Linked DNA regions of Mus musculus: region 2 is linked to region 1. Evidence: chromatin loops called from intact Hi-C (ENCODE). Cell type or tissue: heart. All regions are shown on one strand. Each heading gives the region's core, and the rest is flanking DNA. Links, peaks and the distances in the headings are about the cores only.

The links. Peaks named below come from ENCODE experiments on the same cell type or tissue, not always from the same donor. Only the 100,000 strongest peaks of a DNase experiment are listed, where the experiment ranks them.
Region 2: it touches region 1 in a loop (9-fold over the local background); 5 of 42 quality-filtered maps call a loop at or near these places.

The regions. Positions count from the first base shown.
Region 1 is chr12:25,093,172-25,098,954 of GRCm38, forward strand. It overlaps Id2 (inhibitor of DNA binding 2), which reads right to left and starts at 2,921. Exons shown (of 3, transcript NM_010496.3): 1 at 2,492-2,921; 2 at 2,140-2,203; 3 at 628-1,405. The coding sequence starts at 2,839. The coding sequence ends at 2,147. In heart, for the core only: CTCF peaks have their summits at 2,111 and 2,886; DNase peaks (open chromatin) are centred at 1,600, 3,010, 4,290 and 4,760; H3K4me3 peaks cover 4,000 bases; H3K27ac peaks cover 3,881 bases.
Region 2 is chr12:25,824,074-25,829,856 of GRCm38, forward strand. No RefSeq gene overlaps it. Among named protein-coding and RNA genes, the nearest start is that of Gm29835, 150 kb to the right of the region's middle. In heart, for the core only: a CTCF peak has its summit at 3,087; no DNase peak of the experiment used is centred there; H3K27ac peaks cover 624 bases.

The sequences.
Region 1 (5,783 bases), core at 850-4,849:
ACCACCCCTTCCCAACCAAGTCACTTGCAACTTGGGAACTAAATCTAAGCACCTATTGAATGCATATTCAAATTAGCGGCCCGGTGTCCTCAAGGCTCTGAGTTGGATGGAAATGTTGGTGATACCTTTTTTTTTGGTGAGTGGGAGGGGCTTTTCTCGCACCTTCCCTCCGTTCCTTGAGGTCCAGAGTGCAGTCAAGGGTGAAGAGCACTTAATAGCCACAGAACTGGGAGAGCAGCTGGCCCAGGCAGGCCTGGGTGAGCCACAGGTGGAGGAGACGAAGGACTTCTGGAGTTCGTGGCCAGGTTTAAAAGCGTAACCCCCAGGGGTGACCAGTGACAGCCAAAGCCCCTTTTCTCTCTGCTCCAAAGGTGTCTTTCTAGAGGGCACACCTAGGAACTCAAGGGGAGTCTTCTACAGTCCCGTTTAAAATCTAGTCCCAATGCACAGGCACAGAGCCACACTGCTAGGTGTGTTGCGTTTCCAGTCCCCATCCCTCCTAATGGCAACAATGTTTCAGTCTACTGGGCCGCCACGGGACACACATGTGATAGAGGGGGTGAGAGAACAGAAGGAGGTGCCCCAAGCAAACACAAGACACCTCAAAAACCATTCAGAATCCCGGCATTGATGTCAGACACATTTTATTATAATCTTAATACAGTCTACATAAATTTGAACTGGTATTTATTTGGGTTCAGTTATAACATAGCATAAAAAAAATCAAAGCACTGGTTGTCTGAAATAAAGCAAGCAATCAACATTCAATAAACACACTTGATTTATTTTGTATAAAAGGGTTAAGTTTACAACTAAACTTTTATAAAAAGTTTAGCATAAGTACGTCATTACATTTTAATGCAGAAATAGGTTATTTCTGCCACTATACAAGAAAACTCTAATTAAAGAGTCCACAAGGTTCACTCAATATATATATATTTATATATAAATATATACACAGCATTCAGTAGGCTCGTGTCAAAAAGGCCATTTCTGACCGAAGACTTCATTTAAGTAACCGAATACTGGGTCCTTCTGGTATTCACGCTCCACCTTTGTGAAAAGGCAAAGTCTGCTTACATTGGGCAATTCCTTGTGATTTTTTTCTTTTTTTTTTAACGTTTTCGCTCCCCATGGTGGGAATAGTATATAAAGAAAACCTTCCAACTGTAGAAAGGGCACTGAAAGTCTCTCATAAATAACGGTATCACAGTCCAGGCCGGAGAACGACACCTGGGCAAGACGATCATCCTTAGTTTTCCTTCCGCTTTCTTTTTAAAAAGGTCCATTCAACGTGTTCTCCTGGTGAAATGGCTGATAACAAAAGTCTTAAAAGATCTTGTAGACTTCTTCTTGTGCAAAAGAAAAAGAGAAAGTAAAAAGAAAAAAAAAAGTCCCCAAATGCCTGCAAAAGATTGGGAGAGAAAGGCAGTTTAGGAGAATGTAACCTAAGGGCAGAGGCGGGCGAGCCTGGCGCCGAGGAAGCCACAGTTTGAGCATTTAACCAAACCCTGGCGTCCAGATGCGGCACACATACCCGGCCCCAGCAGCACAAATTAAACATGAAAATAGCGGAGACTCCAGGGGAAAACTTCCCAAACCCAGTCTCCTATTTGGATCTCTAACAGCCCGCTCACAGGCGCCAGTCTGCTTCTTGTAACAATTATTTGATTGAAAACAGCCCTTTAGTTAACAGATATGGAAATCTGGATCCCAGAGCACAGGGGTAAGGCTCGGGGTAGCCGTCTTCAGCTAGCCAGAGAAATCTCAGAGGACTACAGTTTTGGGAAAAGAGAATCACTATGGAATTTGTGGCGATAAGATTAATTACAGCTGAGGTTACCACCTCAGTGTACCGCCACTGGGCTCATAAAAGTCAGCCACACTTGGTCCTGACACCTTCATAGTAAGTTACTGGCATTTCTTTTCTTTCTTTTTTTTCTTTCTTTTCTGTTTTTGTAAAGGCAACTGTTCTGTAGTCCTGAGCAACCACAGCTACAAGCCCCTTCATGCCTATGTGGTAAGTCAAGCGGCACCCGTAACACAGTGAAGTAAGCATGCATTTACCAAACCAAACATTTAACAGACACACAAGCACATTACCGAAACGCGCACACAGGAGGCACCCGCAACACTCACCATTTATTTAGCCACAGAGTACTTTGCTATCATTCGACATAAGCTCAGAAGGGAATTCAGATGCCTGGGGAGAAAGAGGATAAAAGGCAGGATATTAGGTAATCTTAAAGGAAGGTAGCCCCCCTCCTCCTTTCACAAAAGTGCCAACAAGTCCCATGAAACAGGATCATGCTACAGCGCAGATCCAGATGCAACCCACACAGAACTTATAAGTAGCGATTTCACATGACGCTCAATATACAGTTTCCTCAAAAATAAAGTTAATGAACCTGTCTCTACGATGGGCTTTAAGAGTGACAGCTCGGGAGACCCGGAGCGTCTGGGCAGTGGCGTACTTGCAAGCTAGTCTCACCTGCAAGGACAGGATGCTGATGTCCGTGTTCAGGGTGGTCAGCGGCGTCCTGGACGCCTGGTTCTGTCCAGGTCTCTGGTGATGCAGGCTGACGATAGTGGGATGCGAGTCCAGGGCGATCTGCAGGTCCAAGATGTAATCGATGACGTGCTGCAGGATTTCCATCTTGGTCACCTTCTTGTTCTGGGGGATGCTGGGCACCAGTTCCTTGAGCTTGGAGTAGCAGTCGTTCATGTTGTAGAGCAGACTCATCGGGTCGTCCACCGGGGTTTTGCTCCGGGAGATGCCCAAGCTGTGGTCCGACAGGCTGTTTTTCCTAACGGACCTCACCGGACTGAAGGCTTTCATGCTGCTCGTAGGAGGAAGACCGGGAGGGAGCCGCCACAGGGGGCTGAGCTGACTGCGCGGCACCAGGCTCGGTTCAGAATGAAGCGCGAGCCGGGCGGGGCGTCTTTTATGTGCACTCGCCCTGGCCGCTCAATCGGGCATCCCTGAATTGCCATTGGTGGAAGGGCTCCCGTCCATCATACCAGGCGAATTCTCCCATTGGTGAGTATGAGCTCTCGGTTCTTCCGCGTTCGCAGCCAATGCCTGTAGGGTGGGAGGAGCGGGCGAGAGCCCAGCTGGGGTGGCAAATTGAGTACAGTGTGCGCTGGGCGCCCAGGGGGCCTGAGTGTGCAATTGTGCCCGCCTTATTCCAATTCCCAGAGCTGGCAGGACCCCTGCCCCGGGGGTGTGCCCGGAGCTAGCTATACCCGCCCCCAGGACTTCCAGCAGCCCCACTCTCTCCGCACAGCAGACGGGAAGTCACAGGTCGCTAGCGTTAGGGAAGACAGCGACCGTGGCAGAAGGGAAAAGAAGCGCGCTTTTGGGAAGTCACATTTGTAGTGTTCCTTCTTTTAAGATAAAGGAAAGCTATTTGGGGAGGGGGGGGGAACCTACCCACATACACGTCCACGACAGGTTTAGCGTGAAGCTTTGCAACTTGGAGCAACGCGGGAGGCCTTCTCGGAAACTCAGTGACACGAATTGTAGGAACACTGTGCGGTCTCCCTCAGACCGCAGAGGAGCCCCGAGGGACCCGGTGCATTCGGAACTCCCCCCACCCCCAAGAATGAGGCAGGGTTACTATAATGACTCCATTAATCGAAGGTCATTAGTGGGGTTTGCACACTGGAACTACATTTACATACACTGCCCTTGGTCTGTGCCCTTCAGTGTAGGTGGCAAAGTGATGCGATTAATTATGCACAAATCGTGATTTCTGGTGTCACATTCCAACACTTAGAGCTCTTGGGAAGCTCTTTGTCAGGTAGGTGGTCCTAGCTATTGACTGACAGCTTATCGCTGTTTTTAAAAGAAAATTCTGTTACGTACGAGGTTTGGAATCTTTCAGCACCCTTCCTAGATGCAGCCACATTTTGAAAAAGTTTAGAGCTCTTGACTCCAATGCTTTAATTCTGAATTCTTGTTTTGCTGAAGACTACCATATATTAGTCGTGTATTAAAGGAAAAAAAATATTTATGTTAAGCCCAAGAAAGGGTTTTTGGTCTGAATCCCCCACATCCTCTGAATGCAATAAAGAGGAAGAATGCAGAATCCAGGCAAAGCTCTGTGTGGAGAAACAGTATTTTCCCTTCAATTAATGATTAATTCCTCAGCTGGTGGGCCAGGCGGTCTCTGACCTCCACGTGACAGCCATGTGCCCCAGGGCTTCTCTCTAAGGAGGCAGAGTCCGGTGATGTAGAGGCGGTAAAATCCGTCCATCTCAGTTTGGAGACTGCAGAAGGACTCTGCCCTGCAGGAAAATCTGCGCAAGGCAAGGCTTGCAATGCCTCCTGCGACTCAGCGACAGTGTTCGATTGACGACTCGCCTCTGTTATTAAGCCTGGAAGTGATTTACTATCTGAGTCCCCCCCCCCCCCAACAGTTCGAGCCTCTTGATGTACTTTGTGTGCATGTGTTTCTGTCACATACGTGCCACAGCGGAACAGATTTTGTTTTGACACTTTTGGTTCATGATGTTATACTCTGAGTATTTTACAATAATAGCCAATGTAAACAAACATCTCTGGGATTCTCAAATTATTACTTATGATTCTTGGACATTGCATCTCTGCGGTACTGACGCATTCTTAGCTTTTTCCAAGGACACCGTATGTTAGCACCCGTGCCAGCCTCATTATCCCAACAGAAAGGCCCTGGGCTGGATGATAATGAGCGCTGTGCAGCATCGCTCCACACACTGGCAGCGACCACGCATGAGCGCCTTCTCCCAAGACCATTCCTGTACCCTGATATAGTAAAATTGCTAAATATGGTGAAAGTTTTCTGGCGTTTCTTTCTCTGGCTGCCATGCCAGAGTCCAGTCTGCCGAGCTGCGCTGAATCCGATTCTGTTGGCACACTACCCAGTTTTTGCATTCATTTAAAGATCATTTTTAAGGGGATTGTGAAACTGTTTAAGTTAATGACTGAAGAGGACCGAGTTACCAGTAAGTCTGTCACAGCAAGCCCGGGCTGACATTTCTTAAAATTATGGTCTGGGTCTGGGGATTTGGTGGGAGCCCCTTTTGGGGCAGCTTATAATGGCATATAAAAATCTGTCCATTGGTGTGGATGTGGATTTTCATCAGAGAACCCTGGAGTTCAAATGGCCCCAGCTGCAGGACGTGCCCAGCTGCAGTAAGGGCGGGATCCGTGGGTGGTGGGAAGGTGTGAAGGGCTTCCGGCGGGTGTGTGTGTGTGTGTGTGTGTGTGTGTGTGTGTGTGTGTGTGTGTGTAGATATTGGCCACCCCAGCTACCTACTGGGACGCCCCCCATTTAAAGCAACAGACCCGCTTGGAGTTGCCCGAGCCCTGCTACCAGGCCCCCAGATCCCCCACCGTGTCCAGGCCACGCGCGGTAATCAGAAGCAGGTTCCTGCTCAGCCACCTTGGCTACTATCCCCGCGTGATGCCACGAGGGCGGGAGGAGCCGGCTCGGCGCGGGCGAGTCTCAAGGTCTTCTCTGCACATCTGGCGCAATTGGGAGCTCTCGCCTTTCTTCCCCTCGGTTTTGTTCTCACAGCTGTGTCCATTCCGCCCGTGACCCCCCGAGTGATCCCTGACAGGTGATGAATTGGCAGCAGCGGCGGCGGCAGCGGCGCGCAGGCCAGGCCGCGGCGGGGCCGGAGCCGGAGCCCCGGAGCAGACTCTCTGGCGCCAGGCGCGTGACGCCGCCCATTCACGCCGCCCTGCAGCCTTGTCCTCGCGGCGCCGCTCAGGCGGCTGCCATAGCAACCGCGCCGTC
Region 2 (5,783 bases), core at 628-4,627, 730 kb after region 1:
TTTCATGTGCTGGGCTTTTTTCTATATATTGTCTTCAGTCCCTCTTGGAGAAGTACTACCATTGCTATTAAAAGCAGCATTATCTGTTACAGAAATAAAGAAGTAAGCCTCAGCTGAAGTCTTGGAAGCAAACTTCCATGCTTTCATTTCCTCTGTGTATGCCTCTGGGGTGGCTTTGGGAAGCCATCTGCATTCTGAAACCTTTGTTATCTCATCTGTAAGATTTGTCTACTTCCTAGATGCCTCTTGGGGTTACCACCCACAACAGATTACATGGCATCTTCAAACAGTTCAGACAACACTGGCATCATCCTTGTGACAATCGAGCTGAGGTCAAGGAGGTGACAAGCAGTGTGTGGTCCTCATTTCCATGTACCCCTGGGTTCCTTCTAAACAGTGATGATGTTGTTCAGTCTTAGGAGAGAGCCTTGCTAGGCACACTTTTCTGGTGACACTTGTAGAGTTTCTGTAACCTGTCTTCATAGTGAACATGGAGTTTATTTATATTCTGAAACCAACCTTAGTTTGATATAAGATTATGCAACCACTGAGCAAGCCAGCCAGAAGTAGCAATTAAAGGTCCTGAAGACACCGGACTGGATACCCTGATTCATTGTCATTTAATTTACATAGGCTGAAAGATGTGTGAGGACCCTAGAGCAAACTCAGCTAGCTGTGAAGAATTCATCCCACCTGAAATCTTCATGAAAATATGAATAATTCTTTACTCCTCTATGGGACTGCCAATATACCAAATGATCTCAGCGTTCTCTCAGCTTCCTGGTATGCTGTGAATATCGGTGCAGCCATCTCTACTTACTGCCTTCATGATGTGTTCCCAAGTTTCCTCTGATTCTGTGCAGGTGCCCCTCTCTTTAGTTGGTAGAACACTTGTCTAGCATGCACAGGCCATATCAAGGCAAGTGCCTCAGCAAGTCCATGGGATATCTGTGGGTTTTAGGAAGGCTGTAGATAGCATCGGGATGGTATTCATGAGAAGAGTAGGAAATGATAGCCAGAGGAAGAGTTCAGCTTCAAGAAGGCTCAAGGTATCCTGGTTTATTTTATTGGCTGCTTAGAAATCTCGGTTATCCCTTCAGAAAAGGATCCAGGCTGTTTTGAGAGGTCAGACTTTCAATACTTCCCATCTCTAGACTTGAACATGAATAATCATGAGTGTGCTTCTTTCCAGAAGATACATGAACTTGAACCAACTCAGTGTAGACCAGAATATCCCTTACAACTCTGTCCACCAAGGTCTCAACTCCAAGTGGCTATCTAGCCATACATTGGTCAAGCAGGGTGGCATCAAGTCTTTGAAATCTATTATATGTGTAAGAATGATTTTTTTTTTTCGGGGAGGGGTTGGAGATGTAACTCAAAGAGTACTTGCCTATCATATATAATGCCCTGGGTTAGGTCCTCACAACTACAAAAACTGGGCATAGTGGTGTAAGCTTGAAATCCTAGCTCATTGGCTATGGAGAAAGGAAGGTGAGAAGTTTAGGGTCATCATTGAGTTGACAGACAGCCTGGGTTATATGAGATCTTTGCTCAGGACAAAAATACGAGAAGAAAGAAAGAACAAAGAGAGGGAGGAAAGAAAGAAGGAAAGGAGAGGAGAGAAGAGGAAAGGAGAGGAGAGGAACCTCTTATGCAGTCTTCCTGCGATGCCCTGGCTGGTCTGGAACTACTTACCATGTAAACCAGATTGGCCTTAGATTTGCAATAGTCCTCCTGCTTCAGTCCTTTGAATGCTGAGATCACAGGTGTGCGTCAATGAACATAGCTCTTATATCTGGTTAGCTTAGAGTCTTGACCTTTGACTTTTCAATGTGCCAAGCCAAACATGCATGCATACATGCACGCATGTACACAGATACACAGATACACACACTGCACTCATGTTCCATCCTACAGTCTGAGAGCATTCCATGTGAAGGAAGCCATGTGCTGGAGGGATGGCTGCTCTATTTTATTTTCTTCTCTAGATCACATGAGAAAATGCATTGAAATAATTTTTAAATTATAAAAATACTGTAGGTGTATCAAGTATGTCTATAAATGCACACATATTTCTACACAAGAATAAGTGCTGATCCCCTAGAATTCCTAATATCGTGTGCCTCCTATTAAAGACCTGGCATTTCTTAAGGGTTCTGATGGATAGGAATACAATGTATTATAAGTCATTAGTATATTCTGGTAATGTTTCATAGAAACAGACAGTCACACACATACATGCACACAGGCTACTGGTCCCTTTGGGGGATGTTTGCTCAAGAGTCTGAGCTTGGCTGGGCCCATGCTGTGTCTCAGGGCTGCCTTACACAGGTGCGAGTGTAGGCGGCAACTGATTTTCTAAGGGAGAAAATGATAAAGCAAGCAGGAAAAAAAATCAGAAAAACAACTTTGTTTGATCTTGGTTCCAAAATAATAGCTTGAGCAGAAGAGGGTGAAAGTGAGGTTCTTGGGTGGCTGAAGCGATGCTGGGAGAGGAGGAAGAGGGCCAGAGACACTAGAGAAGAATCTGAAGCAGAGGGAGGGCCTGGCAATGCCCACCTCTCATCATGACTTGGCCCGTGTTTGGCTCACAGAGTCTCATCACATGAACTAGCACGCATTAGCATGAGTGCAGAGCTGCCCTGAAAGATGGTAGGAATGTGCTTCTGCTCAATGGAGGCCCCAGGCCTCTGCTGCAGTCTTTTCTTTCACCTTTGTACTTTTGTGGCTCCAAACTGCAAGGAGTGGAGCTCAGCCACCGGTTTTTCCATTGGTGGCTCAGCTTCTGTGAGCTACGCAGCTAAAATCCACTTCTGTCTTGTTGTCAAACAGTAATCAGCTCCTGTGCTCGGCTGATGGGAGAGGCAGGAGAGGGCTGAAATGGGCTGTCCTCCTGGGAAAACGGGGTGGGGTGGGGGGTGGGATAAAATCCTTCCCAGGGCAGAATGTGAGAACACAGCCCAGGGCTTTCCATGACCTCTGAAAGCCTCTTCTGCCTGCAAACATTGAGCCCCAATCTCTAATCAATTAGCTAACTAGCTCCCCCTTTTGACATTTTCTTACAGATAAAAAGTGCACAGTGCCTTGGTGAAGCAGGGGGTGCTAAGCTAGGACATAAATCCCTGTCGTTGTTAGGAATCAAAATACAGGGATACAGTATAACCCATCTCCATGCAGTGTGCAGCAATCATCCTTTTAATGACACGTGATGTTTCAGAGCCATTTTTTTTTTAATTTACTTAGGGATATTTTGAAAGAGCCTGACAAGAAAAGGTGACAGACATCTAAAACACTAGTGAAAAGTCACTTCTGAAAGAATTAAAGTCAGCATGCATTTAATCACGGATACAAATAAGATCCCACCACACCCACCCAAGTCATTTATTTTACATACTGCTGACGTCCTTATATTATTTATTCTGAGTTTGAAATTTCATTTAATCTACTTTTTTTTTTTTTTTTTACTTTTATCTTCAGCCAGAAACAAAGAGCTAAGCCAGAATGACAAGAGATTTTTTTTTTCCCCATCACAAGCAGTCATGTTTGGTGTGCTTCTTCAGGCTAAGTTCAGAGCAAGCAGAGGTCACTGTGTGGTGTTCACATTTTAGAGGCCGAAAGGGGAGAAGAAGTAATCATGCCGAGGTGCTGTGACGAGGTCTCACACTCTCTGTAAGTCAGTTTCTAGTTGCATATTTGAATCATGAAGGGAATATTTTTAAATAAATCTTGGTGTTTGGCCTCAATCTTCAGGACTTTGTTATCTGAGGTCTAGCCTCATGTCAAAGTTCCAGAGCAGACACAAATACACGTCAAATACAAGTCCATCATTGGGGAACCATTTGCCAGCTCACTGCCTAATACTGCCCTCAGACCATCTTCTGGCTCTCATCATTTGCTCTGATCCTTGTTTTGCACCCACCTGGATCATCCTTGGCCTCCATGGCCTCATCTTTACATGTTGCTAGCACTGTGCTTGCTGTGGCTAGCAAGCCAGTGCAAGCATGTGATAGCATCTTCACCTTGATCCTTCACGGACATGGGAGTAAAGCCTCAGTTCTGTTGGGAAGGGCTACACTTTGTGCCAGAAACAACAAACATTGATTTCATCATATTTCTAGAAGCTGGAAGTCCATGGTCCACTGTGGGCAGGGCTGCTTTTGGAGCTAGTCTCCTTGGCTTCTAGCAGCTGCTCACCCAGTGTCTTTACATGGTCTTCCCTCTGGGAGACCACGTCCTCAGGTCATCCAATAATAAATGCAAGCACAGAGGATTCAAATGTATGCTAGGTAACTCATTTAAATTCTGAATTTATGTATGATGGCATGTTTCTATGTGTATGCACTAATGCATGCACACACAGGTATAAGTATGTGTGTGTATATAGGGACCAGAGGAAAACCTCAGAAATTGTCCCCCAGGTGCCATTCATCATATTTTGAGACAGGGTCTCATACTGGACTGAGGCTGACTGATTAGGCTAAACTGGCTGGCCATGGAGAGCCTATGAATCCTCCTATTTCCTGATTGTAGGTGTTACAAATGGATATTACCATCCTGGCTGTTTCAATTTTACCAATAAGTGCTGAGAACTGAGCTCTGATTTTCATGCTTGCAAAGGAATCTCTTTCCCAATAGAACCATACCCTATCCTTTGTCTTCTTAAAGGTCCTATCTTTATGACCACTCAGAGCCTCAAGCATTGAGAGTTAGAGACTGACCATGCAAACTCTGGGAGCAGAGTCATCCAGACAAAGGGGTTTTCGCACAGGCAGAGTGCACGTGCCCAGGGCAACTCTCTTAAACACATGCCTGGAAAATACAACGGAGAAATTGACTTGCCCATATTTCTCTGGACCATCTTCTTTAGATCGCTGAGTCAAATGATCAAATGAGAGCCCACTTCCCAGGCCACCCCTTCCTCTGAAGCTACAGCTTGCCTTCCATTCAGATGTTCCTCTCTGCACCACACTGCTTTTCTCCAGGGCCTTGGGAAGTGGGAAGTCCTCCTGCATACTTCTGGCAGGTAGAGTAAAGGCATCTGCTTCCTCTCTGGGTATGTTAAGGTAACATCATTTTTTTTTTCTTCAGATTCCCAGGCCCCATAAGGCCAAGGCTGCTGGATGAAACACGGGTGTCTTCGCATCAGTAGGAGATTAGTTTTTTTTTTTTTCTTTGTCTCACTCCCTGCATCTTTGGATTTTCATTTTTGCTCTTCTCCATGTTTGACTCTCAAAAGCTCATTGGTGTTTGTGCTTTGGAATTCTCCTTCTCCGTTCCCTATGCTATTGCCTTGGATAAAATCCAAGTTTTATTCCTAAAGGAAAGGGTTCTCAAAGATTTCATCTCTCAGTTTTCAAAACTTCCCAGGCTGATCCCAAATGGCATATTTCAGATGGCACCCTTGTCTGCCTAGCTGGGTTAGGTTTAGAACTTTGAGCTTGTTTTGCTTCTTTGTGCTTTTTAGGACTTTTTATAGAGGCTGATCGAGTCCTCCAATTAATTAGTATTTTAGAGAATGTGTTTCAATTTCCCTTATTTATTCCTGTAGAAATCTAAGCTTAAAGCATTAAGAGTCAGACAACAACAGTGACATCAATAATAATAAAGCTTCATTTTAAGCTCCCTGGGGACATGAACCCTTTCCTAGCTTCTGACATTTAGTAGCTATGCATTCAAAGTCCCGTGAATGGCACTGAAGGAACATGATTGATATTTATCCTTTCCTGTCGTTGTTGGAAGGGACCTGAGACCTTTTCTGGTTAGAGGTGACTCCAATGCAG